3 separate regions of the Homo sapiens genome follow, and regions 2 and 3 are each linked to region 1. A link is a loop called in an ENCODE intact Hi-C map of the cell type or tissue named here. Cell type or tissue: right lobe of liver. All regions are shown on one strand. Each heading gives the region's core, and the rest is flanking DNA. Links, peaks and the distances in the headings are about the cores only.

Evidence for each region. Peaks named below come from ENCODE experiments on the same cell type or tissue, not always from the same donor. Only the 100,000 strongest peaks of a DNase experiment are listed, where the experiment ranks them.
Region 2: a loop joins it to region 1, with 3 times the contacts of the local background. A loop is called at or near these places in 58 of 110 quality-filtered maps.
Region 3: it touches region 1 in a loop (4-fold over the local background); 18 of 110 quality-filtered maps call a loop at or near these places.

Annotation. Positions count from the first base shown.
Region 1 is chr15:56,807,300-56,818,176 of GRCh38, reverse strand. No RefSeq gene overlaps it. Among named protein-coding and RNA genes, the nearest start is that of LINC03065, 74 kb to the left of the region's middle. RefSeq lists an enhancer at 3,884-4,053. In right lobe of liver, for the core only: a CTCF peak has its summit at 6,322; no DNase peak of the experiment used is centred there; H3K27ac peaks cover 610 bases.
Region 2 is chr15:57,308,983-57,319,859 of GRCh38, reverse strand. It overlaps LINC01413 (long intergenic non-protein coding RNA 1413), which reads right to left and starts at 722. Exons shown (of 5, transcript NR_120337.1): 1 at 404-722. In right lobe of liver, for the core only: no CTCF peak of the experiment used is centred there; no DNase peak of the experiment used is centred there.
Region 3 is chr15:56,485,024-56,495,900 of GRCh38, reverse strand. LOC105370832 (a long non-coding RNA gene) reads left to right here. Exons shown (of 4, transcript XR_007064652.1): 3 at 110-218; 4 at 3,401-3,753. Among named protein-coding and RNA genes, the nearest start is that of MNS1, 25 kb to the right of the region's middle. RefSeq lists an enhancer at 4,416-4,710. In right lobe of liver, for the core only: a CTCF peak has its summit at 4,578 (motif pointing left); a DNase peak (open chromatin) is centred at 4,590.

The DNA of each region.
Region 1 (10,877 bases), core at 3,296-8,295:
TGCCAAGTCAGTTTATTGAGAATACCCTCCCTTGATACCTGATCACCCCTGGTATCTGATGAAATTCATTTTATCCTATCTCCTACCCAGTTTTGGAATCCCTAAAACCTCAACTTGTAGCTCAGTACATTATCCCTTCCCCTTACTTTTAGCTGCTTAACACATTTTATGGTAATCACTAATTCATCACATGGAAGTGAATAAGAACCATTTAATATGATTATCTTCTCCATTAAAGCTGTCATCATAATTAGAGCTGCAGTGAACTGTTTGCCAGGAATTATAACTTCTGCCAAGAAAAACTTGGGTGTCATTTTAGAAAAATTCTTAGGTGGGGGAGGAGGAGATCAGGGCCATCTGTGTGGGGATCCAAAGCTGAATAATGATAAGCAAAGCCCCTTTCTCCTATTCTCTGCCAAACTCTGGCCAGCCCTCCAACTGGACCTTGCCAAAGACTTTAACATGAACTAGCTTTCAAGGTAGTCCAAGAAGCACACCCTCTCAGGGGAAGAAAGCCTTTGGAAAAGGCAGCAACAAATAAACATCAGGCCTCTGTACATAAGGCTTTCTAAAAGTTGTTCCAAATGGTTTTGTTTGCTACCCCACTGTTTCCAGGGCAACCACCTAAGCCAGGACAGAAGTAGAAGGAGACATGAGGCTAGAATGGGACCACCCACTGCAATTCTCATTTTTATCCTGATGGCAAGAACCTTTATATCGACTCAAAGTGTTTGTCAGGCCTCTGGCTGTGAATCACTGGAATAACATTTTGCCCTGATGGAAGTGTGTCACAGGCTGCTGCTCCCACATCCCCCCCATACTGAGGTGTTTTTAAATGGAACCAAATATCCCAGGGGAATTTTCTCTGCACTACTAGCATTGCTTTGTTGCACATTTTTAGATTACACACTGTAAATTATAGCTGAAGAAAATACAGTATGCTAATTTCCTCCTGCATGTCTTTGAGTTATTTTTAGGAAAAGTGTCTTTGGAATTCAGCTTCTCAGGTAAATGTTTAAAATGAAGAGAATAATAAGACTAAGGCAGAGGGATGCTCCAGGCTCAGACCACAGCTGTATCACAGTCTGGCAGTTTGTAATGAGCACAACTTGCACGTCCAGCATGGATTTCAGCTGCCAATAGTGGAAGAAGCTCTGGACTGGGCATCAGTAGATTTGGGTGTGCATGCTGATTATGCAACTTTGGATAAGTGACTTTGGAGGAATTTGTGTCATGTTCCTAAGTCTTGACTTCCTCATCTATGGAATAAGGGTGTTCAGCGAGATCTCTAGAGTGCTTTCCACTTCTCATACTCCACGGCACTGTGTGCTAAACTAAGCAAAACGACCTCAAATCACATGAGTAGATTGTGTTGACTATCTTTAAAAAGAATGAATAAACTCAGGCCAGGCGCAGTGGCTCATGCCTGTAATCCCAGCACTTTGGGAGGCCAAGGTGGGTGGATCACTTGAGGTCAGGAATTGGAGACCAGCCTGGCCAATATGGAGAAACCCCATCTCTACTAAAAATACAACAATTAGCTGGGGGTGGTGCGCACCTGTAATCCCAGCTACTCAGGAGGCTGAGGCAGGAGAATCGCTTGAACCCGGGAGGCAGAGGTTGCAGTGAGCTGAGATCACACCACTGCACTTCAGCCTGGGCGAAGAGTGAGACTCTGTCTAAAAAAAAAAAAAAAAAAAAAAAGAATAAATTTAATCTGTGAACATTATAAATTCAGGAGCATAAAATACTTCAGCCTGCGTTCTTCATGATCTCTTACTGCACTGAGGTTGTTAATTTTTTCACGTGGTGTGCTGGATATCTCCCATTTGCCCTTTAGATCCACGTTCCATCTTTCTCCACCCTGGCAGACTGTCCTATAAGGACTACAGCACACGCTTGTGTCCTGTGGCTTCTAGGTGAGCTCAGCAAATGTGCAGAAGTTTGAAAAAACAGTTGAGTGTAAGGTTGCTCCCTCCCTGCACCTTGCCTGTGAGGTTGCCATGACTGCATTCGGCAACCAAAGGTCACAGCTCCAGTAAAGCACCCTCTCTACCTAGCTGTCTTCAAATTTCCATAATAGATTCCTCCACTTGTTGCTTCAGGTCTAGGGGCACTGTACGACCCCTGTGGTTCTCTATGCCCAGTCTATATTTTTAAAAACTCGTTTAGGCTGGGCATGGTGACTCATGCCTGTAATCCCACCACTTTGGGAGGCCAAGGTGGGAAGAATCCGAGATCAGCCTAGGCACATAGCGAGACCCCGTCTCTAAAAAATTAAATAAATAGAAATAAAAGATAAGTAAAAACGAGTCTTTATTTATTTATTTATTTATTTATTTATATTTTAAGGAGGGTCTCACTCTATCACCCAGGCTGGAGTGCAGTGGCACAATCCTGGCTCACCGCAACCTCCGCCTCTGGGGTTCAAGTGATTCTCCTGCCTCAGCCTCTTGAGTAGCTGGGATTACAGGTGCCCACCACAATGCCTGGGTAATTTTTTCTTTTTTTCTTTTTTTGTATTTTTTAGTAGAGACAGGGTTTCGCCTTGTTGGCCAGGCTGGTCTCAAACTCCTGACCTCAAGTGATCTGCCCGCCTCGGCCTCACAAAGCGCTAGGATTACAGGCATGAGTCACCGCATCCGGCCAAAACTAGTCTTTATTAAAGTCTCCCCAGAGTTTCCATTGTGAATGAGCCTTCTGTTTCCTGCCGGTGGTACGCTGACTGATACACCCAGTTTCTGGGGATTACGGGTGTGGCAAGACCACAAAGTCCATGGTGCTTATTACTGAAATACATAAATTTACCTTGAATGCATCCTTTTTTTTCTCTTTAATTGCGGCTTAGAAACGATAAGAATCTCTGTGTACTGCTGCTTTGTTATGTAGTATTTGACCTCTATCCATGCTCGTATTAAACAAGATTCAGAAGCAGATAATAGAAACCATTCTAGTAGTTTTAGCAAGAAAGGATTGGCTACAGGGAATCCCATGCCCACAGTTACAGGGGCTGGAGGAGTGGGCTGTGGACTGGGTTCCAGAACAACACTAGAGAGCTCACCTGTCTAGAGAACTATCTCTGCAACAATCTGGAAGCTGGGGATCAGGAAACCACTATACCACTCACCAGATCCTAGATCACACTGCCTTGCCACAATTTGGCAATCAGAAAATTGTGGACTCAACTGTTGGCCCCAAACCATACTGTAACAGATTCGTACCATCAAAATGAAGGCCTGGGCACTGCCTTCCTTCCTACCTGACTCAGTGCTAACTTAAATTTTCACACAAGTACATCTTATTGGTGGATCCTAATCATATTCCTAGCTGTATGAAAGTCTGGAAAATGTCACTTTTAGTTTTCTAGCCTCTGCAGTATAGGAAGGCACTCTACAAGAAGGGTAGAATGAATTCTGTGCAAGCCCCTCTGCTCTATCTGCCACAAAATTATTTCAAAAACGTGAACTTCGGGCATTCAAAAAAGAGCAAAATTCAAATCTTTACTCTAGGATTTATTAGCTGCGTGACCTTGGACAGGATGCAAGGTCCAATATTACTCAGCCAATTTTTCCTCTGTACAATGGAAGTATAATATATACCTCACAGAATTGCCATTCATTCATTGATTTATATCTCTATCAAATTTTTACTGATTTTTACCTTAGTACCAGAAGTTTTAGTTGAAAGTGACAAAAACTAATTGGTTGATTAAGCCAAAAAGAAAACTATTAAAGGATATTTGGTAGGTCGCAGAATTGCCAGGAGGGCTAGAGAGCCAGGCTCAAGGATGAACTTCCAGGATACCACCACAAACAGTTGTCAGGACTAGCCTGAAGACACTGCTACTGCCTTCACCTCCCAGCATTCAATGCTACATTTTGCACCGCCAGCAGGAACTTTACTGACACAAGCACTACTGCCAGCCCTGTTATAGGAACTCAACAATGCCACCTCTGAAGGCCAAGTGGCAGTGGTGTCACTCTCACTGGCAGAAATGGATTCCATGTGGCATTACTTTCTCACATTGCTCTCATCTCAAAGAAATTTCACAAGGATGTCTGATGGGGCCTGAGTCACATGCTTGTGCCCAGCTAGCTACAAGGGGGGTGAAGAAAGCATAATTTCTGATATCTAATTTGGGGAGGAAAGAAACTTCCTAACCAAAAGGAGAGTGTTCACAGGTGCTGAGCTCCAGACAAAATAGACTACACCTACTCCAAATGGCTAAGCAAAAAGGATATTTATTGGCTCTCATTCTCTTTCTTACTCTTGTTCTTACTTTGCTTTCCTTTCCCCGAGCTTCATTTTCAGGCATTCTCTCCCTGGTGGCAGGTTAGGCCCTGAGAGCTGTAAACTTACGTTCTACCAGCCAAGCAATCCCTTGGAAAGAATGTGTCTTTCCCAATCATTCCTTCAGAACTCTGTGGCTGACTCTATTGATCTGACTTGGATCACGTAAGCTTTCCTAAATCATTCACTGAGCCGAGAAGATGGAATAAATTTACACACAATTTTGGGTTACATGCCAACCAAGCTGTAGAGGTATAGGTTCAGCCCTTCTAGAACTGTCTGGCTCAAGCATCGCGGAAGAAAGTTTTTATAAAGGAAACTTGGGATACTGGCAGGTGAAAACAATTATTGTCCACTATAATCTCCCAAGCTGTTTGATATCCATACACACACTCTCCTTCTCATACATGCAGCATCATCATAATTGTTATCACCTGCAATAGTGCAACTCTTTTACATACCTCTCAAAACTCCCTCCTTCCCCAAGTGCTAGGCCAGTTACTGCATCCACCTCTCAGCAACATGCATTATTCTCAGGTTGGCCCAGAATAGCTCCTTGTGTATTGGCAAACTGAGGTTAAATGATAAATTTAACCTGATCTACAATGGTAGAAATAGGTCAGGTTATCTTAATTAAAGAAAAAAAAAACTCACATGGAAAAGGGAAGGGGAAGAAACAGCTTAGAGTGGTCATTGGCAAACAGAATTTGTCACATCCTGCTTCTCAGGAATAAAAAGTGCTGTCTGCTCCAGTGACAGAGTGGATATATTGGTCAGCAAAAGTAGTTGATTCTGGTTTTCTCCTCTGGGAGAAGAGCCAATGTCCAGTATCCACTGTGGTCACCTCTGAAAAGGACAGTGGAGAGGATCACTTGTGAGGGTTAAACTAATTTAGAACCTAATTTTCTATTGAGAAGAGTTCAGGGGCCTGGAGATTACCTTAGGTTGGTTAAGTGTTTATCCAGAAATAACAATTTTCTTAGAAACCTAGTAGGCCCTCCATGCACATCCAATGGTAGGATGTCCTCTCTCATAGCAACAGGCCTTAGAGCTCTGCCCTTCCCTCCAGCTCTCAGCCACAAAGCCTTCAATTTTAACATTTCCTGGGGGCAATGACAAGCAATAGCCTGAGTCGAAAGAGATAAAACCAATCTCAGCTCCAACATCCCATGTATTTCAGTGGTTGGGCTGTAAATTGGGGACTAAGTGAAGCCTCATCCGTCAAGGAAGGCCCAGAAGGAGGTGCTTAGTAGAGCTTTTCCGGGAGACTTTTTTTTAGCTCCTCTTAAGTTTTCAGAATCTTAAGACATTACTTCCACTAACTTTAACTCAGGGGAGAGAATTCAGCTTAAGATTATCTGACTACTATCCCTCTTTGATCACAGGCCACAATTAGAAAGGGCTTCCCTTAGCAGTTTCTGTTCTCTCTCTCTCTGCTTTCTGATGACCCAGTTGTCTCTTACTTGTAGTAACTTATCTTGGGCTAAAAAAAAGTATCCAACCTAATCCAACGAGCTGACGTTTTTCTACTGACTCTCCCAAATCTCCAGCTGGACAGACACATTGCCTGAGTTTCCAGATACAACATGCTTTTGAAGATAGGCATTTCCCAGCCAGAGAAACGGAGGTCCACACTGTCTCCTGCCTCACCATGACCCTTCCAACTTCACATTGTCATTCTAAGTGTCAGTTGTAACTGTTATGTCCAGGAATCAATTTCTACTTCAGTCTATTTCTGTTTCTGCGCAAACAAAAGAAACTCACTCTGACTATCTTAAGCTAAACAAGAAATGTGCTCAAGGATGTGGACTGGCACAAATAATTAAAAGAAATGCTAAGTAAGCACCAGGCTGTGAAAAGGCCAGGAGTCAAAACAGCTCTAAGTATCCAGATAGTAGGAACTAAAGGTCAGTCTCTTTTCGTGGCACTGTTAGCGGGATAAATGATCTCTGTCATTTTCTATCTCTACGTTACTCTGCTCGAGATTTAATTTTTAGGAGACAGAGTCTGAATGGCATTCTTGGGTCACACATATACTCACCTCTTGAGGGCAGGGCAGGACATTTTGAATGATTGCCTCACCAAGACTAGCAAAAAGATTGTTTCAAGGTGTTTTTACCAGAAAAAGATGGAGTGAATGCCAGGCAGGCAAAACCCAAAGATGGTCAATATTTGCTATGTGCTAAGCACTGTGCTAGTCTGTCTGGATCCAAAGATAAATGATGATGGCTAACATTTATTAATCATTTGCTAGGTGCCAGGAACTATGTATTATTTCAGATAATCTTTTTAATAAATAGCGTAACGTAGATACTCTTGTTTTTGTTTTTTTTTTTTTTTTTTTTTTTGAGACTGAGTCTCGCTCTGTCACCCAGGCTGGAGTGCAGTGGCATGATCTTGACTCACTGCAACCTCCGCCTCCTGGGTTAAAGTGATTCTCCTGTCTTAGACTCCCGAGAAGGTGAGATTACAAGCTTGTGCCACCATGCCCAGCAAATTTTTGTATTTTTAGTAGAGATGGGGTTTCACCATGTTGGCCAGGCTGGTCTTGAACTCCTGACTTCAGGTGATCCACCTGCCTCAGCCTCCCAAAGTGTTGGGATTACAGGCGTGAGGCACTGCACCTGGGCATAGAGTAGATACTCTTATGTCTTAGTGATGCATGATTTTTCACTCCTTAAGGCTTAGCTAGATCTGGGTTCTTGTCTCACAACCAGGAAACATTAGTCACACAGACATCAAAGAGTGAGTGGAGTGTAATTTATTAGGCAAAAAGGAAAGCTCTCAGCAAAAAGAGGGGTCCTGAAAGCAGGTTGCCAGTTGGCCCCCTTCAAAGTTGAATACAAGGGCTTCTATATATCTGCTGATGGGGCTGGGTTCCTGTATTAGTCCATTTTCATACTGCCGATAAAGACATACCCAAGACTTGGCAATTTACAAAAGAAAGAGGTTTATTGGACTTATAGGTCCATGTGGCTGGGGAGGCCTCACAATCATGGCGGAAGGTGAAAGGCACATCTCACATGGCAGCAGACAAAAGAAGAGCACTTGTGCAGGGAAATTCCCCCTTTTAAAATCATCAGATCTTGTGAGACTTATTCACTATCACAAGAACAGCACAGGAAAGACCCGCCCCCATGATTCAATCACCTCCCACCGGGTCCCTCCCACAACATGTGGGAACCCAAGATGAGATTTGGGTGGGGACACAGCCAAACCATATCAGTTCCCCATTTTTGTAAGGTGTGAATTCCTGGTGACTCCACGCCATCCTTCCAGTGTACTTGCGGGGCCCTTAGCCTGAGTCCCGCCACATTGATTTATTTCCCTTACCGCACATGTGCTAAGGGACAGAATTTTTCACCGTGGGCATATTTAGTCAAGCCCCCTGTGCACAATAACCTTGGTGGGTCAGAGGTTCTCTGGGGACCCTCTCCTATCTGTCTAGGATAGTTCTCCGCCTCCTGCCTCTATCCTTAGGTCAGTGTCATAGGTTTAATTGTGTCTACCCTAAATTCATATGTTAAAGTGCTAACCCCACTATATCAGAATGTAATTTTATCTGGAAACAGTCATTGCAGATGTAATTAGTTAAGATGAGGTTATTAGAGAGGACCCCAATCCCATATGACTGGCATCCTTACAAAAAGGGGAAATTTGGATACAGCAAGATGCACACAGTGAGAACACTATGTGAAGATAAGGCAAACAGTGAAGTGATGCTCCTACAAGCCAAGGAATGCCAAGATTGTCAGCAAACCACCAGAAAGGAAAGGCAAGGTGTGGAAGACATCCCTCAGAATGATCCAACCCTGTTAACACCTTGATCTCGGATCTCTGTGAGACAATAAGTTTCTCTGTGAGAACTGTGAGACAATAAATTTCTCTTGTTTCTACCACCCACCTTGTGGTACTTCATTATGGCAGCCCTTGAAACTAATGCAGTTGGGTTCTCTAGAAGCAGAGCCTGAGATGAGCTTATTATCCAAGAGCTCAATGAAAGGAGTACCTTCCTAGGCTTCTCCTGTGTTTTCCAAAGTGGCCACAGCATTATTTCTGGTCCCATATACTCCACTAGAATATTGTCACTTCTCCCTCAAGAAGACGAGTCTTTAAACTTGAATGGGCCTTGTGACTGTCTTTACTGATAGAATAAAGTAGAAATAACACTTTGTGACTTCCAAGTTTAAGTCACAGAAAGCAATTTAGCTATCATCAGGCTCTTTTGCAGGGTACTCTCTCTTAGAACCCAGCCGCCATGCTATGAGGAAGCTAAAACTAGCCCATGCAAAGAAATCACAGGCAGAAGGACCAAGGTCCCCAGTGAACGGTTTGTATCAGGTGCCATACATGTGAGGGATGAGACTTCAGATGATTCCCATCCCCAACCTTTGTCTTCCATCTCACAAATCTTTTAACCTAGAGACAAGTCACTACCTCAAAGTTCCTGACCCACAGAATCCATGAGCCTAATAAATGGCTGTTTTAAGCCACTAAGTTTTGGGGTAATTTATTTTGCAGCCATAGAAACTGGAACAGGTTTTTACCTGGAAGCGGGGTGTTGTAATAAAAATCTAAAAATATGATAGTGGCTTTGGGGAAGAAGGTGGAAGTTGGAAGGACCATGAAGATACTGGTAGAAGAGTCTGATGGTCCTCAAGAAGGCTTGTAGAGAGAGCTTGAAGTAAAGTAAGAAAAAGTTCTTGGAAATTGGAGGAAGATCTTTGTTATTTAGTGGCAGAATGTTTAGCAACACAAGGACCTGTAATAAAGTAGAAAGCAGAAATTATACCCAATGAACTGAATTATCTAGCTAAGGAGATTCACTGGAAGAATGTTGAAGGTGCCCTCTGGCTATTTCTTCTTGTTTACGGTAAAAGATGAGAAGAAAGAAATAAGATGAACACAAAACTGAATTTGAAAATAAAACTGTCACTTCTAGGCTCTGTAAGATTGTCAATTAAGGAAAATGCTTCAAGGCAAAGATGAAACCTAGGTAAGAACAATAAGATCCTTTGATATGATCTCAGAAAAATCTCAAGTGATTCCTCAGAGAACAATTTAGTCAGATAAAAGATCCTCTAAGGATCTTAAGGGCATATCCCACAGATCACCTTTATCAAAAAAGGGCTTATAAGAATCTTAAAGATGTTGTCCCTTGGGAGCCTAATAGGAAGACCAAGGTAGAGAAGGGCTTATCTTGAAGGAGACCTTTGGGTAAGAATTCTGTTTAATGGAGTGGATTATAATATAATTCATTAAAAACTCAAAGATTTTAAAAGAATTATATCAACTTGGACTGAAAGATATAGAAAATACAAAATGAAATCCAAATTTCTGTGGGCAGAAACAGGCTGCAAAAATTACTCAGCCATAAACATGGGCTATTTTCCATGGAAAATGAAGATGGCCAAGAGGGTAGAGCCAAGAGCCAAAGTGAATTGTTCCCAGGCAGTAGAATTGATCCTTTAATCAAGGAACTGGCAACATATGTCCAGCTAGATTTCAAAATTGCTGTGGACCAGTGAATCCTGTGTGTATCAATTTTCTTCCTTTTTAAAAAGCAATGTTCATAGCAGTATTTTCTACCTGTTCCATTACTGCATGTTGGGAATGTGCAAGAGAGTTTTGTTTCTTTAGTTCATAGGTCTACATATCAAAAGGAAATGTTCCCAATAGGAAGTGGGCTGTTCCAGGGGTGAAGCCCTCAGAGGGATATCATTTCAAATTATCTTTTTGCTTTCCCCTTAGGGGCTCTTCCTTTTAATTCTACGTGTTGAGAGACCTCTTATCCTTCAAAGAATTCAAGATGTGCTGGGAAAATAATTGTGTAGCAGATTCTGATAGTTCTCTTCCAGTGTCCATTCTCCTCTTTTTCAGTAAAAGAACCCTTGCATTCTAGCTAAACACATGTCTGCCAGGAACAAAGATTGCATTTTCCAGCTTCCCTTGCAGCTAGGCTTGGCCATTTGTTTAAGTTATTGTCAATGGGATGTCACTTTCAAAGAGTATACCTAAAATAAGGATTATGCCCTTGGTTGTATTTTCTCCTTCCTGCTGGTAGGAATACAGATGCAAAGACCAGCTCTATTCAGCAGTCACACTGGATCATGTCTATACAGTCATACCCTAGGGTTGATAAAGAACAAAGCTGGAAGGATCCTGAGTCCCTGCCAAATTGATATTTTATATCAGAGAGTAAAATCTTGAGTGTTAAAGCCACTGTAAAATTGGGGTTTCCATCCCATGCTATACCATCTCATCCTCACAAATAAGATGTCATAGATGGTAGAATTATGGCTCTGTGAGAGCAGGGACCTTGTCTGCTTTAGTCATGGCTATGTCTCCAGCATCTAGAATTATGCATGGTGCATTATTTATAAAGAAATGAATGAATAAAATATTATGACAATTAAGAATGAAGAACCAACACAAAAAACTGAGACCAGCATTTCCCACGTACAATGTTTTTTTTAGTTGTAGTTAAATATACGTAAAATAAAATTTACCCTTTTAACTATTTTTTTCAGTTGTGCTAAAATACACATAACATAAAATGCACAATCTTAACTGTTTTTAAGTGTATA
Region 2 (10,877 bases), core at 2,553-7,552, 500 kb before region 1:
CCGCGGCCCACCTGGTCCACACCACCCTCCTCCGTTCTGGGTCCGGGTCCGTTCCGGCCTGCCCTACTCACCCTGACCAGCCACACCCACTTTGCTTTGGGGCTTCTCATGGGGAGCCCAGTGGAAGGGAATGACAGAGTCTCAGGCTGGGTGGGGCATGGGTCTCCTGAGCACGGCCCGCCCGCCGCCTCCTGGCTTCCATCTCTCACAGCAGGAGCAGGGCCACCACCTGCCGCCTGAGCCTGTGCCAGCTGTTTCCCACTCCCGCAGAACAGACCCTCACCTGGGGGTTGGGTTTGCCCTCCCCTGCGGAGGGAGGGAAGGAGGGGAGCAGGAGGATGGGGAGGCACAGCCACCCCGGCGGAGGGGTAGGAAACCCGGATACTCTCTACCTGTTTCCTACCTGGACACCCAGAGCTCGGGGCAGCAGACCCCAGACTCCAGGAGCTTTCCCCTGCGGGGCGGCGGGGCGTCCACACCCAGGTACGCGGGGCCACGCCACCGTCAGCCGCTTCTCCCCACCTGTGCTCCGCGTGCTGACCGCGTGTGCTTGGGCTGCAGTTTGCTCCTCGCGGCGTGCCCTGCTCACTGCTCACCATCCCAAAGAAAAAGACAAATGACAGCCCCTTGTTCCCCACCCATATTTTAAGGGAAAAATACTGTGCAAACGGCTTCACATGCGTCTCCGTTTCCAAGCTCCAAGATGGCTGCTCTCAGTACCGCCTCCTTCTTCAGTGTCCCTTCCTGTTCACCATCCATTCACGGCACATTTCCTCAGCCCCACTCTGTGCCTCGGCCTGTGTCTGCTACTTGGAAAAAGGCAAGTTCCTGTGCTCAACTCTGAGCAACTGTTGCTGAGGAAGGAATCAATCCCTTGGGGAGGCTGCCCACCAGGGGCGGATGAGATGTGGGGGTGTGCGGCCACCGCCCTTCTCCCTCCTTCCCTCTTCCTTCCTCCCTCCCCCTTCTTCCTTCCTCCTTCCTCCCTCTTCCTTCCTTCACAGGGGCCTGCTTTACTTTCTGGAGTCAGGTTTAACTGTGTCCATTCAGGCTGCTATAACAAAAATACCATAAACTGGTTGGCTTTTAAAAAATAGAAATGTACAGCTCACAGTTCTGGAGGCTGGGAAGTCCAAGATCAAGGTGCTGGTAGATCTGGTATCTAGTAAGGGCCTGATTTCTGGGTCATAAATGGCCTTTCTTTTATTATTATTATTATTATTATTATTATTATTTTATTTTAAAGACAGGGTCTTTCTTTGTTGCCCAGGCTGGAGTGCAGTGGTGCGGTCATAGTTCACTGCAACCTCAAACTCCTAGGCTCAAGCAATCCTCCCAGCCTCTTGAGTAGCTGGACCTACAGGCACACACCACCACACCAGGCTAATTTTTTTTTAAAGATGGAGTCTCATGCTGTTGTCCAGGCTGGAGTGCAGTGGCACGATCTCGGCTCCCAGCAACCTCCGCTTCCCAGGTTCAAGCAATTCTCCTGTCTCAGCCTCCCAGGTAGCTGGGACTACAAGTGCGCACCACCACATCCAGCTAGTTTTTGTATTTTTAGTGGAGTTGGGATTTCACTGTGTTGGCCAGGCTGGTCTTGAACTCCTGACCTCAAGTGATCTGCCTGCCTCAGCCTCCCAAAATGCTGGGATCACAGGCGTGAGCCATTGTGCCTGGCCTAATTTTTGTGTTTTTTGTAGAGACGTGGTTTCCCTATGTTGCCCAGGATGGTCTCGAACTCCTGACCTCAAGTGATCCTCCCACCTTGGCCTCCCAAAGTGCTGGGATTACAGGCAAGAGCCATCAACGCCTAGCCAGCGACTTCTCACTGTAACCTCACATGGCAAAAGAAACGATGGTTCTCTCTGGGGCCTGTTTCATAAGGGCATTAATCCCATTCATGGAACTTCACTCCTTATGGCCCAATCTTCTCCCCAAAACCCTACCTCCTAATATCATCGACTTGAGGGTTAAGATTTCAACATACGAATTTTGGGGGACACAGACATTAGGACCACAGCAAACAGTAAGCCTCTTCATCTTACTAATGAATATCCCTGGGGCGAAGTTTGACCCTGGGTAATGAAATGAGTGGTTAGTTGTTCAAATGTCACCCATAATGCCACAGAAATGGGGCTCTTCCCTCAGGCTAAGCACAGCTCCCTCTAGCCTTGTTGGTGGACTGCCTTGGTGATGGGCCTGCCTTCCCCACTAGGCTGAAAGTGATTTGAAAACTCTCTTCTAACCTCCAGCCCCACCCATGTACCTTACAAATCTCAGTGATTGACCCCCTGCCTGGCACAGAGTAGATTGAAAACAGTATGGAAGTGACCAGACCTTACCCGATGGGCAGAGGGAGCTCAGAGATGGGAACAGAGCTGGTCCTAGGGCACCCAAGGGGCATATCCTGGCCATGCCACTTCCCACCTAGATAGGCTCTGTCCTGAACATCCTCGATTATAACGCAGGAATAACAATGCCCACATCATGGGATTGCCAGGAGGATCATAGATTATGTACAGAAAACTGGAGCAACAGGTGGCAGGCACTCTCCCACAGAGGGTTCTCTAAAGCAGCTCTCAGATTTGCAGTTGAAATTTCCAAGGAAGAGGTTCCGAGTCAACAAGCATTTTTTGACGGAAGCAAAAACTACTGTGAACCCAACACTGCTCTAAAAAATAAAGTAAATTTAAAAAGAACAGGGAGATTTAGGATCACTGTGGAAGTTCCTGATCCTCTGTGCTAAGTGCTGGGGCACTGAGGCCTGAGAACAAGGGCGTGATGATTGAGGAGAAGGGAAGGAGAGAGCAGAAGTGGGCAGGACCAGTTGGGGGCAGAGAACCTAGAGGGGCCAGGCGGGGCCTCACAGTGGGGACCGAGTGGGGAACAGAGGGCCCTGCGGAGATTCACCCATAGACCAAGCAGGAGAACATAGCTTCTGCTGGTGGATCCTACGACTGCCAGAATGTTGGCTGTAACTTAAAGCCAAGGAGGGTGGCTTTAAGGCTTGGAAGGAATAGGCTCCCTCTTCAACGACCCTGGGAGAAGAAAGAGGGAGATGAGCCAAGGACTGGGGTCAGCAAGAAGTCCCACACCCTGGCAGGGCCTAGGAGAGGGTTCCCTGGAGCAGAGGGAAGTGACAGCAGGGGCACCCCCAGAAATGACTTGTTCCAGAAATGACACCAAGTCCTTTCTGGGGATGACCCCGCTGACTTGGGCCTGCAAAGGGTAAGGCAGGGCTGAGGCCACCCTGGCATGCATGTGGCGACAGGCAAGTGGAGGGCAAGCATGAAGTGCCACTTCAGGCCCAGGAAGGCCAATGGGCAGGGGCTTTTGGTCAGTGTGTCCCATGCACACGGTGAGTAAAGAAGGGATTTCCTGCTTCCAAATGAGGTGAGGTTCTGACTTCAATGACCAGGAACTTACACGTTGATTAATCCTAAATTATTTTTTTCTGTTTTAATACAGTTTATTTTTTAGAGCAGTTTTAAATTCACAGTAAAATTGAGCAGAAAATACGGAGATTCCCCACATCCTCCCTGAGCCCATGCATGCTTCGCAGCCCTCATTATTAACACTCCCACCAGAGCGGTACATTTGTTGCAAATGGTGAACCTACACTGACACGTTATAATCACTCAGAGTCCACTGTCACTCAGTTTACATTAGGGTTCACTCTTGGTGTTGCGTAGTCTATGGGTTTGCACCCATTTCTAATATGTGTCCACCAGTATAGTAATATACACCGTAGTTCCAAAATATACAGAGAACTTACAACTCAAGAATCCAGCCCGGGCAACAGAAGGAGACCTCATCTCTACAAAAAATAAAAAATTAGCAAGGCATGGTGGCGCATGCCTGTAGTCCCAGTTACTTGAGAGGCTGAGGTGGGAGGATAGCTTGAGCTCAGGAGGTCAAGTCTGCAGCGAGCTGTGATTATGCCACTGCACTCCAGCCTGGGTGACAGAGCAAGACCCCATCTCAAAACAAAAACAAAAACTCAACAATGAGAAAACAGACAACGTGATTTTACAGTGGACCAGAGACCTTTATAGACGCCTCACCAAAGAAGTTATACAGATGCAAAATAAACATGAAAAGATGCTCCACATCATATGTTACAGGGAAATGCAAATTAAAACACCAATGCCACTGCACACCTATGAGAACAGCCAAAATCCAGAACACCAACAACATCCAGTGCTGGTGAGGATGTGAGGCAACAGGAGCTCTCATTCATTGCTGATGAGAATGCAGCCACTGTGGAAGACAGTTGGGAAGTATCTCACAAAACTAAGCATACTCCTACCATCCCATCCAGCAATCACACTCCTTGGTATTTACTCAAATGGGTTAAAAACTTATATCCATGCAAAAACCCGCCCATGAATGTTTATAGCAACTTTATTCATGATTGCTGAAACTTGGAAGCAACCGAGATGTCCTTGTGCAACCAAGATGTAGGTGACTGGATATATAAACTGTGGTACACCCAGGCAACGAAATATTGTTCAGCACTAAAGAGGAGCTACCAAGCCATGACAAGACGTGGAGGAAACTTATTGTCAAGTGAAATAAGCCCATCTGAAAAGGCTACGGAATGTATGATTCCAACTAGATGACATTCTGGAAAAGACAACACTATGGAGACAGTAAAAAGATCAGTGGTCGCCAGGGCTTAGCGGGAGGGAAGGATGAGTAGGTCTGCAACACAGAAGATTTTTAGGATACTGAGTTCCTTTTTTATTTTATTTTATTTATTTTTGAGACAGAGTTTCTCTCTTGTTGCCTAGGCTGGAGTGCAATGACACGATCTCAGCTCATTGCAACCTCTGCCTCCAGGGTTCAGCGATTCTCCTGCCTCAGCCTCCCGAGTAGCTGGGATTACAGGCGCCTGACACCATGCCTGGCTAATTTTTCTATTTTTAGTAGAGACAGGAGTTTTGCCATGTGGGCCAGGCTGGTCTCGAACTCTTGACCTCAGGCATTCTGCCCGCCTTGGCCTCCCAAAGTGCTAGGATTACAGGTGTGAGCCACCATGCCTGACCGTGAGTTCCTTTTTTAAAAGATGAAATGCTACAGCCCAAATGCCCATCAGTGGATGCATGGATAAACCAAATGAGACATCGCCATACAATTATTCGGTCACAAAAAAGAATGAAGTATTTACACATGCTACAGCTCGAATAAGCCTCAAAAACATGGGGCTGAGTGCAATAAGCCTGACCAGAAAAGGTCACATATTGTATGATTCCATGTATATGAAATATCCAGAAGAGGCAAATCCATACAAACAAAAAGCAGATTCGTGTTGGCCAGGACCCCAGGGAAGGAGGGGATGGGGAAGTAACTGCTTAATGGGTGTAGCATTTTCATTTGGGGTGATGAAAATATTTTGAAATGTGATACAAGCGGAATGTCCTAAATTCACAATGTTAACATTCAACATCATGAATGTCATTAAATCCCACTGAATTGTACACTTTAAAATGATTAATTTTGGCCAGGTGCAGTGGCTCACACTTCTAATCCCAACACTTTGAGAAGCTGAAGTGGGAGGATTGCTTGAGCCTAGGAGTTCAAGGCCAGCCTGGGCAATGTAGGACCCCATGTCTAGAACAAATTAAAAAATTAGCCGGGGGTGGTGGTGCATATCTATAGTCCCAGCTACTCAGGAGGCTGAGGCAGGAGGATCACTTGAACCTGGGAAGTTGAGGCTACGATGAGCGATGATCATGCCACTGTGCTCCAGCCAGGGTGACAGAGTAAGACCCTGTCTCAAATAAAATAAAATAAAATGGTTAATGTTAGGCCAAGGCAAGAGGATCACTTGAGGCCAAGAGCCCAAGACCAGCCTGGGCCACAAATCGAGATCCCATCTCTATGAAAAGTTTAAAAAACTAGCTGGGTGCATCTGTAGTCCTAGCCACTTGGAGTCTGAGGCAGCAGGATCGCTTGAGTCTGGGAGGTCAAGGTTACAATGAGCTATGATCGCTTCACTGCACTCCAGTCTGGGCGACAGAGAAAGACCTTCTCTTTAAAAAAATAAAAGAAATAGGCCGGACGCGGTGGCTCACCCCTGTAATCCCAGGACTTTGGGAGGCCAAGGTGGGCGGATCACTTGAGGTCAGGACTTAGAGACCAGCCTGACCAATGTGATGAAACCCTGTCTCTACTAAAAATACAAAAATTAGCGAGGCATGGTGGCGGGCACCTGTAATCCCAGCTACTCGGGAGGCTGAGGCAGGAGAATTGCTTGAACCCGAGAGGCAGAGGTTGCAGTGAGCCGAGATCACGCCATTGCACTCCAGCCTGGGCAACAAGAGCAAAACTCCATCTCAAATAAATAAGCAAATAAATAAATAAAAGAAATAAAAGAAAAAATGGTCAATTTTATGACTTTATATTATGTACATTTCACCTCAATTTTTTTTAAAGTTTGCACGTTTAAAAAGCAAGATGAAATGCTGTGAGGGATTCTTCGACCACAGTTCAGCTCCTCAGGAAGGCAGGACTTACTCTCCCAGCTGCTGGGCGCTACCCACAGACAGGCCACAGCTGTCAGCGCCTTCCCTTCCCTCCCTTCTCCTCCCCTCGTGTCCCCTCGCCTCCCCTCCTCTTCCCAGGTGTGGACCCCAAGAATTAGCTCTGATCTTCCCAGGTGTTGACCCCAAGAATTCACCCTAAAGAAACCTCTTTCGTGCCAACCTCCCTCTCTGAGATGGCTTTCTGGGGACCCCTGCACTGCAATCCCATATGTGAAAGCTTTATGTACACATGCAAATAGTGGGATCATAATCTTACTGCCTGGGGACCGGAGGCCAGAATGTACTCTTTGTCCTCACGTAGGACAGACTGCAAGGGCCCCGGTGCCTCTGGTGTTTCTGTTTTTATCATATGAGGAGCAGGTTTGCAGAGTAGGCCCTGTTGTAGCATTTTGGTTTCGCAGTTGCTTTGGAATGCTGCCAGGACAGGGCCTCCGACAGTGGGGAGCTCTGGAAAGACATTCACCCAACCACTCTGATCCCCCAGGTTACTCGTTCCAAGGCTTTTAAAAATAGAAGTGTGAAAACCATTTAATTGCCAAGACACTGTAAGGTTCTGGCTTCTATGGCCATGGCCAAGTTGGAAATGCAGCCTTGGAGATGCATGTGGAAAACAAGTGCTTGTTTTTCCCCCTCGCCTCTGACTCAGATGTGGCAGTCACACTCAGTGAATGTCATCTCGTTCCCAGGCCAAGAGTCATGTGCTGGGCAGTGGTCACTGGACCATTGGTGTGGCAAAGAGGTCGGCTCTTGGTACTGTAATTACACCTGGCGGCGGGGGTTTCCGAAGCAGCCTCTCCTTCCACCTTTGAGCCCAATGAACTGGGCTAGAGATGGGAGTGGCAGAGCTCAGGCCTTGGGAACTCAGGCAAGCCATGCAATCAGGGCCTCAACATTTCTGCCGTCTTATCTTCAAAACGCAAACATCAGAACCGCCTATTTCCACAGGTCCAAGCAAGTGTTTTGAAAAAGCATTTTAAGAGCCTGGGATAAAGAAGGATAACATATCAAGAATGTTCTTAAATGCAGCAAATTGAAATGTGTGATATTTTGCAGAATCAGGCTTGACGTTTACTTTGGTGGAAATTATGAGGGCAGAGTAGGCTGAGCACATGATGATGTAAACAAGATGTCGCTGTAGAGGAGAAGGAACAGGCTTTTCCAAAGCTACAAAAAGCTTTCATTTCCGTCTAGTAATTGATAAGTTCATGATAAACCATTTTCATGACTTCATTAAAGATCCCGAAGGAGTTGTCCACCTGAAACTTATCTCGCCTAAATTTCCACATGCGCTGGAAATAATAAAACTGTTTCATTTAAAAGATATAATTCAGATTGCATTTTACTAATTTGGTGAGGCTTCCTCCACTTAAGAGAGATTGTAGTTGATGAAACACCACATCAGTTATGTAAAATATTAAGACATTGATGATGTGGAAACAATATAAGTGATATTATGTTGAAGGACAGTTGACTCAGTTTTGTTGATGGAGTGCAATGCCAACACCAGCTGGTGTCAGCTTCCCAACGGGTGCCACAGTGACCACACTGAACGGCTAGGCCACCAGAGGTGGGGAAGTGTCTCCAGGAAGAGCTGCCGGGATGGGAGGCGGATCCCACTAAGCCTAACCTGGATTCTGGGTATAGCTGTGTCTGATAATTTCTGCGCCATCAGCCTCCAGCAAAACATTTGCTGTTTTGTGTGGGAAAGAAAGGAAGCAATAAGAAGTGTGTTTTGGGGCTGGGCGCAGTGGCTCACACTGTAATCCCAGCACTTTGGGAGGCCAAGGCAGGTGGATCACTCGAGGTCAGGAGTTCAAGACCAGCCTAGCCAACATGGCGAAACCCTGTCTCTATTAAAAATGCAAAAAATAGCCAGGCATGGTGGTGAGCACCTGTGATCCCAGCTACTCAGGGGGGGTGAGGCAAGAGAATCACTTGAACCTGGGAGGTGGAGATTGCAGTGAGCTGAGATCACGCCACTGTGCTCCAGCCTGGGCGACACAGTGAGACTATCTCAAAAAAAAAAAAAGTGTATTTGGGGTGAAGGTGCCTGGGAGCAGAGGTGAGAGAGGTGAGGAGCGGAAAGAGCTGTGTGGAGCCTGTTTCCCAGCATGGCCCCAGGAGCTAAGTCTTTCCCCAGCAGAGAACAGCCTAGTGGCCATTTTCACAAGCGTCTTGGTGAAGTACAGAGCACAAGTCGAGGCTCCAGGCCTCAGTGAGATAGCAGGACACGGACTGGAGAGCGGCCCTCATAGACGCATGTGGAGCACAGTGTGACCACAGGGGCACTGAAGCAATTACGGCACCGTTTAGCTACTTGTGAGGTTTGCTCTGAGAGGACACAGAGCTGGAGGCAGCACCTCAGAGAAGCCATGGCAGTGAGGGGACAGCACTCGTGTGTCCTTCATCATCAACACACACACACACACACACACACACACACACACACACACACACACATCACCCCAAGGCTCCAGTGGGAGGCTATGAAAGGACTGGGAGTGGGGCCCGCGAGACTGCATCTGGAGGTTCCCAGGAGGGCCTGGATGCGTTTATGGGGAGCCTCCGTGGTTCTGGGTTTTGCGAGTAAAGGGGGTCGATGAGGGAATGAATGCCCACAGAACTCTGTGGCTATGAACTTGACTAGCATTGTCCTGGCTTTGGTGGGAAGGTGAGACTGGGAAAAACAAGGCAGATGCAAATCCCGAAAAGCAGGCTTGAGATTCTATGGCTAAAATCCCCAGAAAGACTTCCGGCTTGTTCCAGGCACTTTCCGGGAAGAGGACCGGGCAAGAGAAGAGTTTGTAGTTCACATTGTTAGCAAAGGCAAGGCAGCCATGAGCACGTCTCACTCCGAGTTTAAACTCCTCGTTCAGGGTAGTTTTGGGGATATTGTTATTCTGCGCAAGTAACTCTGGGCTAAATGGCAATCAGGGTGGGATTTAGTGTTCCTCCAAAGCCCGCTCTGCATCTGGAGGTCTACGCAGAGAGGTTTGCTTTGAAGGAGATGACACAGCTGCACTGTCTCCCGTCTCCCTCTTCTTCTACCCCCAGGAAAAATGTGGGCCAGGACTCGTCTTAGGGTGTTAAGACAGAGCCAAAAGGATCACCGCCAAAATGGATAAGATTAAAAAGTGATCCTCCAGCTCCTTCCTATTTTACTAGCAGGATAATCGATGGGCTCGGCACAGAGACCTGACACTGCAGTGAGAGAGGGTGGCACCAGCTTGAATGATGCAAGCAGCATTTTATCGTAAAAAAAAATTTTTAAATTTGCAGTTCACTTTGAAATACAGGAAGTAATTCTTTTTCAGAAAGATTCATCTTCCCCACTTTGTCCTCTTAGTCTTTTTGAATGAACATGACTACTTTGAGCAGGTACCAGCCAGATGAGCACGGCAAGAAAGTTGGGGGCCGAGGTAGGGGGTGTTGTAGGGGGGCCTGTGGGAGGTTAGCCTCTTTCCAAGAATGTTCAACCCAAGGACTGGATAAGCCTAGACCGGGTTTGTACAAGATTTCCCCATTGAACAGCATCCTCCACGGGGTTCCCCATAAACTCTATTTATGAATCTAGAGCTGCAGTTATTGAATAATTATTGGAACATAGATCAGAATTTTTGGTTAAAAAAAGGCAGGTAAGGGCCAGGCATGGTGGCTCACGCCTGTAATCCCAGCACTTTGGGAGGCCAAGGCGGGTGGATCACGAAGTCGGGAGATCGAGACCATCCTGGCTAACACGGTGAAACCCCGTCTCTACTAAAAATACAAAAAATTAGCTGGGCGTGGTGGTGGGCACCTGTAGTCCCAGCTACTCGGGAGGCTGAGGAAGGAGAATGGCGTGAACCAGGGAGGCGGAGCTTGCAATGAGTGGAGATCGCACCACTGCACTCCAGCCTGGGCGATGGAGCGAGACTCTGTCTCACAAAAAAAAAAAAAAAAAAAAGGTAGGTAAGGTCAGGGTAGAGACACAGTGGGTTAGAGAGCCCTAGGGGATGGGGTGCTGCTGGTTTCTACTGTAAACCTTGAGTTCAAAAAAGTATCCATGAGTGTAGATCAAGGGGCTCTAAGTCCTTCCCGTTGACAAGAACTATTTGCAAGGGCAGACCAAGCAGATCCACTCACGGGGACCCCTCTCCCCCAGCAGCACCTCCATGCTGTGCAGGTCTCAGCAGCGCTTTGTTAGCAACCTCGGTCCCACCATCCTGGTCTGCAGCCCTCTCAGCTCTGTCTCACTGTTGCTTGTCGGATTGTCACCCCACACAAGCTCAAGGTCTGTAGTTCTGGCAATCATTTCTGTGAATGGAAGTGGAGGTGGTGGTGGGTGTATGG
Region 3 (10,877 bases), core at 2,432-7,431, 320 kb after region 1:
GAGAACATTTCATTTCCAACAGAGAGGTGAACTTAGAACTTGTCACTGATTTTTGCACCCTCTTAATCTTCCTGTTTATTCTGTGCTTCATTAAAGTCAATCTCCACAGGGCAGACTGTCATCTGAGCCCGGCCTGTCCTGCTGTCTGCTCTCTCCAGAGAGCATCCTTCATCCTGATAAACAGGCTGCGAGCTGGACATGTGACTGAGCTCCTTAAGGTAAATAGACTACAGAGAGTTGTTCCTTCCATGCTGGCTCAACAGAATTTGATAAGCAGAATCATTGACGTGTGCATCATAGTGGAGACAATGCTTTTCCAAAAGATGGGGTTTCAAAGTTACTGTTGTGAAAGAAATAGAGGATATTTATGTTTATCTTTGTGTCACACCATGCCTTTAAACGCTGTATTAGCTAGTGTCATTCATCTGCCAAGTGTCTCCCTCAGGATTCAGCATCATTTATAGAATGTCTTTGCATGCCAGTTCTGGGCTAGGCACTGAAGATGTAAAGACTTATATGGGGAGGGAAAATGGTGGCCATGGTAGGAAACATAGCAAAGCTCTCTTGGGAAGCCATAAAGCATGCCATATTAACAATGCCAGCCTGTGTGCTGAGTGTAGGGTGTGCCTGTTTGTTGGACTCGCAGATCATGTTATTCCAGAGCAATTGCTTTATCTGGATGAAAGGGCAAAACCGGGGCCTGAGACTGGTTTCCAGGCAGCACTGTTCACCATGTCTCATGTTGACAGATAAAGCACAAACTTACCTCTGAGGATCCATGGCTTTCTGTCTTACCTATTAAACCAGACCTCGACCAGACTCTGGGGAATGAAAGTCTAATCTCTCAGGTAGAAGGGCTTAAAGGAATCTTATATCCCTGAACTGAGGACAGTTAAGTTTCTATGACCACCAGCTGAGTACTGGAATTACTTTTCCAACAGCTGGATGATGGGAACTCTGAACAAGATACCCCAAGTGTCATGGCAAGGGTAAAGCCTCAGATTGTGGGTGGCCCCATAAGAAGTGGGGAGCTTTCATCCCAGTTGATCAGGGCAAGGAAGGTCTGTGTTTGACAAGTGGAAAGCATTGTAATGAAACTTGTTCCTACTTAGCTGAGAAGGAGGGTGTAGTCACGGAGGACTCTCAGCCAGCCCAGCCCAGTTTTCTCAGTTTATGAGAAACAAAAATCCAAGAAGTGTCCTGATGGTTGTCCCTTCTCAATAACTACTGCAATTTCTGCTTGGGAGGCATAACCAACAACAAGAAAACCAGGACAGCTCTAGGAGATGGGTCACTGCAGGCTCCAGGCCCAGGGCAGGGCATCAAGGGCAAGGGCTGCAACATCAGTAGGGCTGCCATCCTGTGCACATCCTACCCATCTTCAAAGCTTAGTGTAACCAACTACTCTCCCTTTTAGCTCTCCCTTCCCTCCCTGGACCACATGCAGCTCTCCCTCTTCTGATCTCCTCTTACAATGTGGTACAATTAAGCAATTTATTATATTAGTCTCATAGTCTAATTGTTCCTTCTATGTTGTGTTACCACAATGAGATCACAATTGTGTCTTTCATTTCTTTGAAATCAGAACACACAAGATCAGATATGTGGTAGGTATTTAATACTTAACCTAAATTAGAGAATCAGAAAAATGACTTTGGGGAAACATTTATATAGCTTCTGCCTTTAACACAATAGAAAACAGATCCAGAGAACTGCTGCTCTATTTGTTCTACAAGCATCTAGTGAAACTTCCAAGCCACTGTGCTGGGTGCTGTAGGGGGAGACAGAGATGCCCAAGAAAGGAGCACTGGCCTCACAGACCTTTCAGTGAGGCATGAGAAAGAGTACGTGTGCACCAGTTATCAAAGATGGAAACCCATGTGGAAGGTGAAAACAAGGCTGTGGAATCTCAGGTGAGGGAGGTAGTGGGTCAGCTGAGAGACTCAGATGATTTTATGGAGACAGTGGCACCTGAACCCAATCTTGAAGGATTTGATATGTGGGGTTTGGGGAAGAGTACCCAAGTTTGAATGCATTTTGGCCTTTACCAAGCTTTAAGTCCAATTTAAAACCAGACCACAGAGTCATATGTGCCAACTGTGATTGTGGCTACAATTCATGCTGAGTGCTATAGTTTGAATGTTCCTCCCTGACCCACCAAAGTTAACATGTTGAAAGCTTGATTCCCAAAGCAATGGTGTTGGGTGATGAGGCCTAATGGGAAGTGTTTGGATCATGGGGGCTCTGCCCTCATGAATGAATTAATGCGGTTATGGCAGGAGCATGTTCCTTATAAAAAGACGAGTTTGGTCCCTCTCTCTCTGTCCTTCTACCATGTTATGACACAGCAAGAAGGCCCTGGTCAGATGTCAACACCTTGATCTTGGACTTGCCAGCATCTAGGAATATGAGACATAAATTTCTGCTTTTAGCCAGTCTTCTCAGGTATGCTATGTTATAGCAGCGCAAAACAGACTAAGACACTGAGCCTCCAGAGGGCTTACTGAAAGAACACTTTGATCTGCCTGAATTGGAGCTCTTCTTGATGTGGCCAACCCCAGCTCCCCCATAGAAAGAAAGCTGCCTCTCTTCTTGTTTCTAAATTTCACTAGTCCCCTATTATCCACACCCCACAAGTGCAGGGAAGCTTCCAGTCCCACTCTCCTTTGGCAGAGTCAGGCAGAGACAGGGCACTGACCCCACCTGGTCTCGCCCCAGCACGTTAGACCGTGTGTTTACTCTACCTGCTGCAGTCCTGGCCCCCACTCTATTTTATGTAGGGTTCAAACTGTGCTCCTGGAGTCTGGGCATGAGTGCTGGCCACTTCTCTCTCAATTCAGCCCATACTCTGCCTCTAGAGTTTGCACTTCATCTGGAGGGATGCCAGGTGGAGCCTATTTCTGAGAAAAGCCACAGTGGTTGAGCAGTTCAGACAGCACAGACAGGAGCAACCTAGCCCTCTGCAGCTCAGACCTCTCCTCTTAATTCCTTACTCTTCCTTGGGGTTGGCTTTCCACAGCCCTCCAGCCTGAACAGCAGGTTCCAGACAAGTCAGGACACCCTTGTTTTCTCTCCCTGATGCTGCCTGGAACTCTGTCCTGCCCCACCTCTAGGAGTAGCAGCTCCAGCCTTGTTCTTGATTCTGCTCATCTGGCTCACCCTCACTGGGCATCTCTAGTGGCCAAAGAAAGTCTCCACGCAATATCCTTTTTTTTTATTTCTGTTTGCTTGCTTTTATCTCCCTTTTCTTATTCCCTTAGGATTTAGAGGGAGAGGAAAAGCATGAGGGTGCCAGGACAGCAGTATGGGAGGCACAGAGGAGTACTGGATAATGCACTGCTTTTTGCAAACTCAACTTAGAAGACTGCCCAATCAACTTGCTATTCTTTCTTCTTTCTAGACATGAGTCTTCAGTCTCCTGCCCTCAGCTTAGCTGGAAGCTGGATGACAGCCACATTAAGAGGCTTTCTGCAAGTGGCTTTTGGATGAAAAGGGGGCCTCTCAGGTACTCCACTCTCACGTTGCAGGCTCTGCAGCAGCTGGTCTATCTGGTGGCACTGGGAGTAAGTAGTATGGGAGACCCCTCCATGCCGGGGTCCCCTGGAGTGTCCTCCTCATAGCGTGAGGGTTCTTCTCAGGGATACTGAGGATAATTCACAATGGCTTTGTAGTTGCAATATTCTTTTTTTATTTCTTAAGTTTCTGTGTCCCAAATTTTAGTACAAATAAACATTTATATACATGGCAAGAAAATATGATCCATGCTAATCATTTAGTAAATGTGTGATTTCTTGTGATTTCACCTTGTCTAGTGTCACCCTCTTTGAGGCAGGGCAATCAATCAGGACATTAGCCATTTACTCTCCCTCACCTTCCAGCTACTCCTCACTCTTATCATCCGACTTTGAATGGGAGCCTCGCTCCTTCACCCTGAGCCGTCCATCAAGACCCAGCACTAGGGCCAGGTCTGGTGACGGTGGCCAGACTGCTCACACTGCTGCCCCAGAACATCCAGGTACTTTTAAACACTACTTGCTTAGGGCTTTCTGTGGCGTTGGACTGACTGAAAAGGCTAGGGGGGTGGCCATAATTGGTCCCACAGGCTTAGTATTTGAAAGTGTGGGTAGTAACCTCTAGACTCCCGGCCTGATGATGCGAGAACCTCAAGCTCTGAAAACTGGTGGGTCCAGGACAGCCCAGCTCCCGGCCAGTCTGATTAGGTGGGAGGGGAATAGAACAGGATCCCACCTGGTCCTTCTCTACCTCCATCCCCAGAAACCCCATCAGGGGTTGTTAAATATCTCAGATTAGCTCACCAATAAGTCTCAGGATATATTCACTGGCGAAAATGGCATGAAATGCACAGACATTAAGTTCTTAATATTTATCTTCTCCAAAGGGGTTTAACATTACTAAAAACTGAAAATAAACTCAACATAGCTTGCATTTTAGAAATGGTCCTGTAGATGTGTGATAAAGATGATCCTTTTCAATCTGCTAAGCAAATGTTTTAGAATCTGTGAACCCAAGGCTAATTCAGCCAGAAAGCGTGTTCTGCAGATTGCAAGCCTTGGCTCCCTCTAGTGGCCCTGACTGAGCCTTCGTTCCCGGCTTAAAATGCCCAGGACTTAAGAACTGTATGGGGATTTCAAAGCTCAGCTCAGCTAGCACCTCTTCCTTTTAATGCTCTGGTGACTCTTGACTACATGTATGTCCTCCCAGTATGAGCAACTTTGTTATTTTCTGTTGCTAACAACTAGCATTTTTTATATTCAGTTTATAAGTGAATTGTTTCTTGTGTATTTTCTTTCCCCCCAAAAAGTCACAATTGTGTCTTCGAAATGGGAAACACAGTATCAGGCATACAATACTAGCTAATACTTTAAATTTAGGAATTATAATATTAGAGTTAGTAGAAATGTTTGTATGTTAAGAAAGCTTCTCCTTTCACAAAATAAGAAACAGATCCGAGAATCACTGCTCTGTTCATTCCACGAGTGTCTGTCAAGTGAAACTTCCAAGTCACTATGCTGGGTACCATGGAGGAGACGGAGACATTCAGGAGATAAGCCCAAATCTCATGGACCTTTCAATGAGGCATGAAAAAAAGGACAGGTGCACCAATCATCAAAGATAGAAACCCCTAAGGAAGGTAAAAGTAAAGCCTGAGGGATCTCAGGTGAGGGAGGTAATGAGTCAGCTGAGGGACTCAGCATGGTGTTATGGAGAAGGTGGACCTTGACCTTGGCTTTGAAGGATGTGTAATATTTGATTATGTGGAATAAGGGGAAAGTGTGGTGGTGTGAAAGCACATCCAGGGAGGGTACTGTAAAGGGAGAATATCAGAAACTAAGACATGAGTGCCTTAGGGTCAAACTACAGAAGGTCTTTTTATTTTATTTTTATTTAAGAGAAGATCTCACTCTGTTGCCCAGGCTGGAGTGCAGTGGTGTGATCATGGCTCACTGCAGCCTCAAACTCCCTGGGCTCAGGTGACCCTTCCACCTCAGCCTCCTGAGTAGCTGGGACTACAGGTGCACACCACCATGACAGGCTAATTTTTGTATTTGTTGCAGAGATGAAGTGTCACCATGTTGCCCAGGCTGTTCTCAAACTCCTGGGCTCAAGCAATTCTCCCGCCTCAGCTTCTCATTTACTTTAGTTTCTTAAGAGACAGGGTCTTGCTGTGTCACCCAGGCTGGAGTGCAGTACCATGATCGTGGGTCACTGGAGTCTTGACTCCTGGGCTCAAGCAATCCTCCAACCTCAGCCTCCCGAGTAGCTGGGACCACAGGAGCATGCCACAATGCCCAGCTAGTTTTTATTTTATTTTATTGTAGAGACAAGGTCTCACTGTGTTGTCCAGGCAGGTCTCAAACTCTTGGGCTCAAGCGATCCTCCCACCTTGGCCTCTCAAAGTACTGAGATTATGGGTGTGAACCACCATGCCTGGCCTACAGAAGGTCTTGAATGGCAATGAAGAAGCTTGTATTCTGTTGAGCAGGAAGCGGGACTGGAGGAAGAAATTGTAAAAATTCCAGCTTCTTGAATATGTATTTGGCTCCTTTTAAAAAAATGGATTCTCCATCCAGCTGTCCATTTATCATTTATAGAGAGATTAATATAGGAGATTCTGGTGGGGACTAGATATCTGCTAAGTTTACTTCTTAATCGATATTACATGATTGGGATTTTTGAGCCATAAATTGACCCTACATTATAGGAGGGAAGACCTTGCATTTTTTTTGTACTTAGTAGGTGCTCAATGAAGGCTTCCTCAATTAACAGATTACATGAACAGGGTTGTGTTTCAGAAAGAGGAATTTGGCAGCAAGGTTTAAACTAGATTGGCAAGAAGGGAGAGACTGGATACAGGAAGGCTGCTTAGGACATTATTACTCATTTTCAAGGCCTAAACTAGGTGAGTGGAAATAAGAGTTGAACGAAGAGTAACATTGGGGAAGTAGAATCAAGATTGCTATTTTGTTGTGATTATTTGTGACCCTCTTCCTCAATGAATTGACAGTTTCATGAGAGCAAGAACTCTAACTTATTTGGCATTGTATCCCCACTACCTAACAATAACTAGCACATGTATGTGCTGAGTATGTATTCAATGAGCTGTGGAATAAATGTTGACTGGCTTTTGGAATAAGTAATTGAGATAGTGTTATTTGAGGGGCATTGGCCATCCAAGCCCCGGGACAAGGAGCAGCCAGAGATGCTGGATGTGAGCCTAGCATTTGAGTGACCCTGGCCCAGGGCAGAAGGGACACAGCACACAGCAGCAATCTCTGCCTTCTCACTATCCACTCCCTTTAGCCTGTGCTGGGCAGGCCTTCACCCCTACATCCTATAAAAGCTTTTCACATTTGAGTCACCCACACCCTCATGTCCTTCTCCCCTCTCTCTCTCTCTCTCTCTCTCATTTTACTTAATGTCTCATTAGCATTTGACACAGTTGATCATGCCATTCTTGGAACAGTCTCTTCACTTAACTTCCAGGATACTACTGTCCTGGTTTTCTTCCTACCTTGCTGATGGCTCTTTTCATTCTAGTAATTCTGGCTTAGCTTTCTCTTCCCATTTTTTTAAGAGATGGGGTCTTGCTCTGTCACTTAGGCTGGAGTGTAAGGTATGAACATAGCTCACTGTAGCCTTGACCTCCTGGGCTTACGTGATTCTCCCCTCAGCCTGTCAAACAGCTACAATTAACAGTTTTTAATCAGTGGTTTCCACCTTAGCTGCACGTTAGAATCACTGAGGAGTTTTAAAATTTCTTGATACTCAAACTGAACCCCAGACCAATTAAATCAGATATGTGAAGGATGGGTAGAGGTTCAACATTTAAAAAAAAATCTTCTGGTAATTTCAATGGGCATGGAGTGTTGTAAACCACTTCTGTAAATATTGAAGTTCCTCAGGGCTCAGTCCTTGATCTCTTATACCCTTGATCTCCTTGATATCCCTAGTCCCATGGGTTCCAAAAGCATCTTTATCAGTTGATGTGTAGATCTATACTTCTAGCCCCAGCTTCTCTTCTGAACTATAGATTTATATACACAAGTGTCCTATTTAAGATCTTCAGTAGGATGTAGACATCTCAGATTTAACACGTCCAAACACAAGTCTTTATTTTTCCCTGGCCTCCAAGTCTACTCCTCCAGTGTTCTCCATCCCAACTGATGGTACCATCATTCATTCAGTTATGCCAGGAAGGACACCTGGGAGATATATTTGAGTCATCTCTTTGTCATTCCTTACACCTAATCCATTGCCAAGTCCTGTTGGTTTTATTTCTAAAATTCATTCTGAACCCAATCAGTTCCCATAACCTCTACAGAGCACCACTATGCTCAACCTTACCTGCTCTATAACTCTACCTTTCCAACTGCTTCACCTGACTTCACTGTCATTCCCTTACAGCCCTCTCCTCAAGCAGCAGTTGGCGGGATCTCTGCAAACTTAGATCACATCGTATTTCTCATTCTTTAAAAAAAATCCTTCTGTAACTATTTAGAACAAAATCCAAATTATTTGCTCTGACCCCTGCCTACTGCTCCAACCCATCTGTCATTCTCCCCTTTGTTTGCTGTGCTCCTACTACAAGCCTTTGCCTGGGATGCTCTTCTGCCTAAATCTTCACGACTTGATGTTCACCATTCAGGTGTCTGTTCACATGTCACCTGTTCAGAAAGGTCTTCAGTGGCCTCACTCATCACAGCTAAAATGGTCACCTGGTTGTCCTCTAACTTAACCTTGCTTTATTCTTGTCTTAGCCCTTCTTGCTTTCTGCAACAATGATATTTGCTTATCTGTTTGTTTCTTTGTCTTCCTCCAGTAGAAGGCAGGGACCTTGTCTTGGTTTTTTACGACTGTGTCTCTGGCACCTGGTAGGTTCTTAGTTATTATTTGTTGAATGAATTGTCAAATCCAGAATTGAAGTTCAAACTGATAGTGAGGCAAACTGCACGACCAAGGTGTCAGTGTGGGGTGGATGAGTAATCACAGCACAAGGCACAATTAATCAAAGACTCTATTAAAGGTATTCAGGAAGATTATCTGGGTCAACGCTGGGTAGACTGTCTGTCTCCCCTAAATTACCATTCCTGCTCTAGTTATAGTATCCGAAACTCTTTCATTGGCAATTCAGATTCATGCTTCTATGTTGAAAGATTGTACCTTCTTTTGAATTCTCTTCTAAAATTCAAATATCCTCAGCATATTTCTATTGGCTATAAAATATTAGGGGGAAAAGATGTTCTGAGAGACCAAGAGCAGAGGGGACTAAGAACAGAGAGAAGGCAGATGATGGCCACACGAAGTCATCTTCACTATGCTGTAATGCCTTTGACAGAGCTCTTTGTGGGAATCAGTCCTAGCCTTCAAGAAGCTGTATAGCTAGAGGCCTTAACAACAACAACAACAACAAAAACTTTGTGTGGATCCCCACTGGGACTAGCAACCCCCTAATTTCTCTCTCCCCTACGTAAACTCCAATGCCATTTCTCAATTCCCAGTATAGTTTCTCAAGTATGGAGACTTAACAATTTTGTAGCCTACTTTAAATGCCCTTTGCACTCCTGATTGTTTTTCCATCACAGCAAATCAACCAGCCCTACTTGTTTCCAGAGGAAAGTGGTTCTGTAGCAGGTAATTTTAACATATCCAAACAATATCATATTTTTAAATGATTATTAAAAATGTATACATCTTTAATGTAAAGCAATACATTTTAATAACATTAGAAACAAAACATTTGATTACATTGGTATTTCATCTTGGGTTCCCAGAGAAACAGTCTTAGAGACAGAGATTAGCATGCAGAATACATATTAGGGACTGTATTAGTCTGTTCTCATGTTGGTATGAAGAAATATCTGCAACTGGGTAATTTATAAAGGAAAGAGGTTTAATTGACTCACAGTTCCACATGGCTGGGGAGACCTGAGGAAACTTACAATAATAGTGGAAGGGGAAGCAAACACATCCTTCTTTGCATGGTAGTAGGAAAGAGAAGTGCCTAGCAAAAGGGAGAAAATCTCCTCATAAGACCATCAGACCTCATAAGAACTCGCTCACTATCATGAGAACAGCATAAGGGTAACTGCCCCCCTGATTCAATTACCTCCCACTGGGTCCCTCCCATGACATGTGAGGATTATGGGAACTACAACTCAAGAGGAGATCTCGGTGGAAACACAGCCAAACCATATCGATCCACCCCAGCCCCTTCCAAATCTCATGTCCTCACATTTCAAAACACAGTCATGCCCTTCTAACAGTCCCCCAAAGTCTTAACTCATTCCAGCATTAACTAAAAAGTCCAAGTCCAAAGTCTCTTCTGAGACAATGTAAGTCCTTTCTACCTATGAGCCTGTTAAAATCAAAAGCCTTCTTCTCACAGCTCCACTAGGCAGTGCCCCAGTGGGGACTCTGTGTAGGGGCTCTGACCCCACATTTCTCTCTCACACTGCCTTAGCAGAGGTTTTCCATGAGGGCTACACCCCTGCAGCAAACTTCTGGATATCCAGGCATTTCCATACATCCTCTGAAATCTAGGTGGAGGTTCCTAAACCTTAATTCTTGACTTCTGTACATCTGCAGGCCCAATACCACATGTAAGCTTCTAAGGCTTGAGGCTTGCACCCTCTGAAGCAATGGCCTGAGCTGTACATTGGCCCCTTTTAGCACCAGCTGGAGCTGAATCCGCTGGGATGCAGAGCACCATGTCCCAAGGCTGCATAGAGCAGGGGGTGCCTGGGCCCGGCCCACAAAACCATTTTTCCCTCCTAGGCCTTCAGGCCTGTGATGCAAGGGGCTGCTGTGAAGATCTCTGACATGCCTTGGAGACATTTTCCCCATTGTCTTGGTGATTAACATTCAGCTCCTCATTACTTATGCAAATTTCTGCAGCTGGCTTGAATTTCTCCTCGGAAAATGGGGTTTTCTTTGCTTTTGCATTGTCAGGCTGCAGATTTTCCAAACTTTTTTGCTCTGCTTCCTCTTGAACACTTTGCCACTTAGAAATTTCTTCTGCCAGTTACCCTAAATCATCTCTTTCAAGTTCAAAGTTCCACAGATCTCCAGGGCAAGTGCAAAATTCCGCCAGTCTCTTTGTGTAGCAAGAGTCGCCTTTATTTCAGTTTGCAAGAAGTTCCTCATCTCCATCTGAGACCTCCTCAGCCTGGACTTCATTATCTACATCACTGACAGCATTTTGGTCAAAATCATTCAACAAATCTCTAGGAAGTTCCAAACTTTCCCAGATTTTCTTGTCTTCTGAGCCCTCCAAACTGTTCCCACCTCTGCCTGCTACCCAGTTCCAAAGTCACTTCCACATTTTTGGGTATCTTCACAGAAGCACACCACCCTCT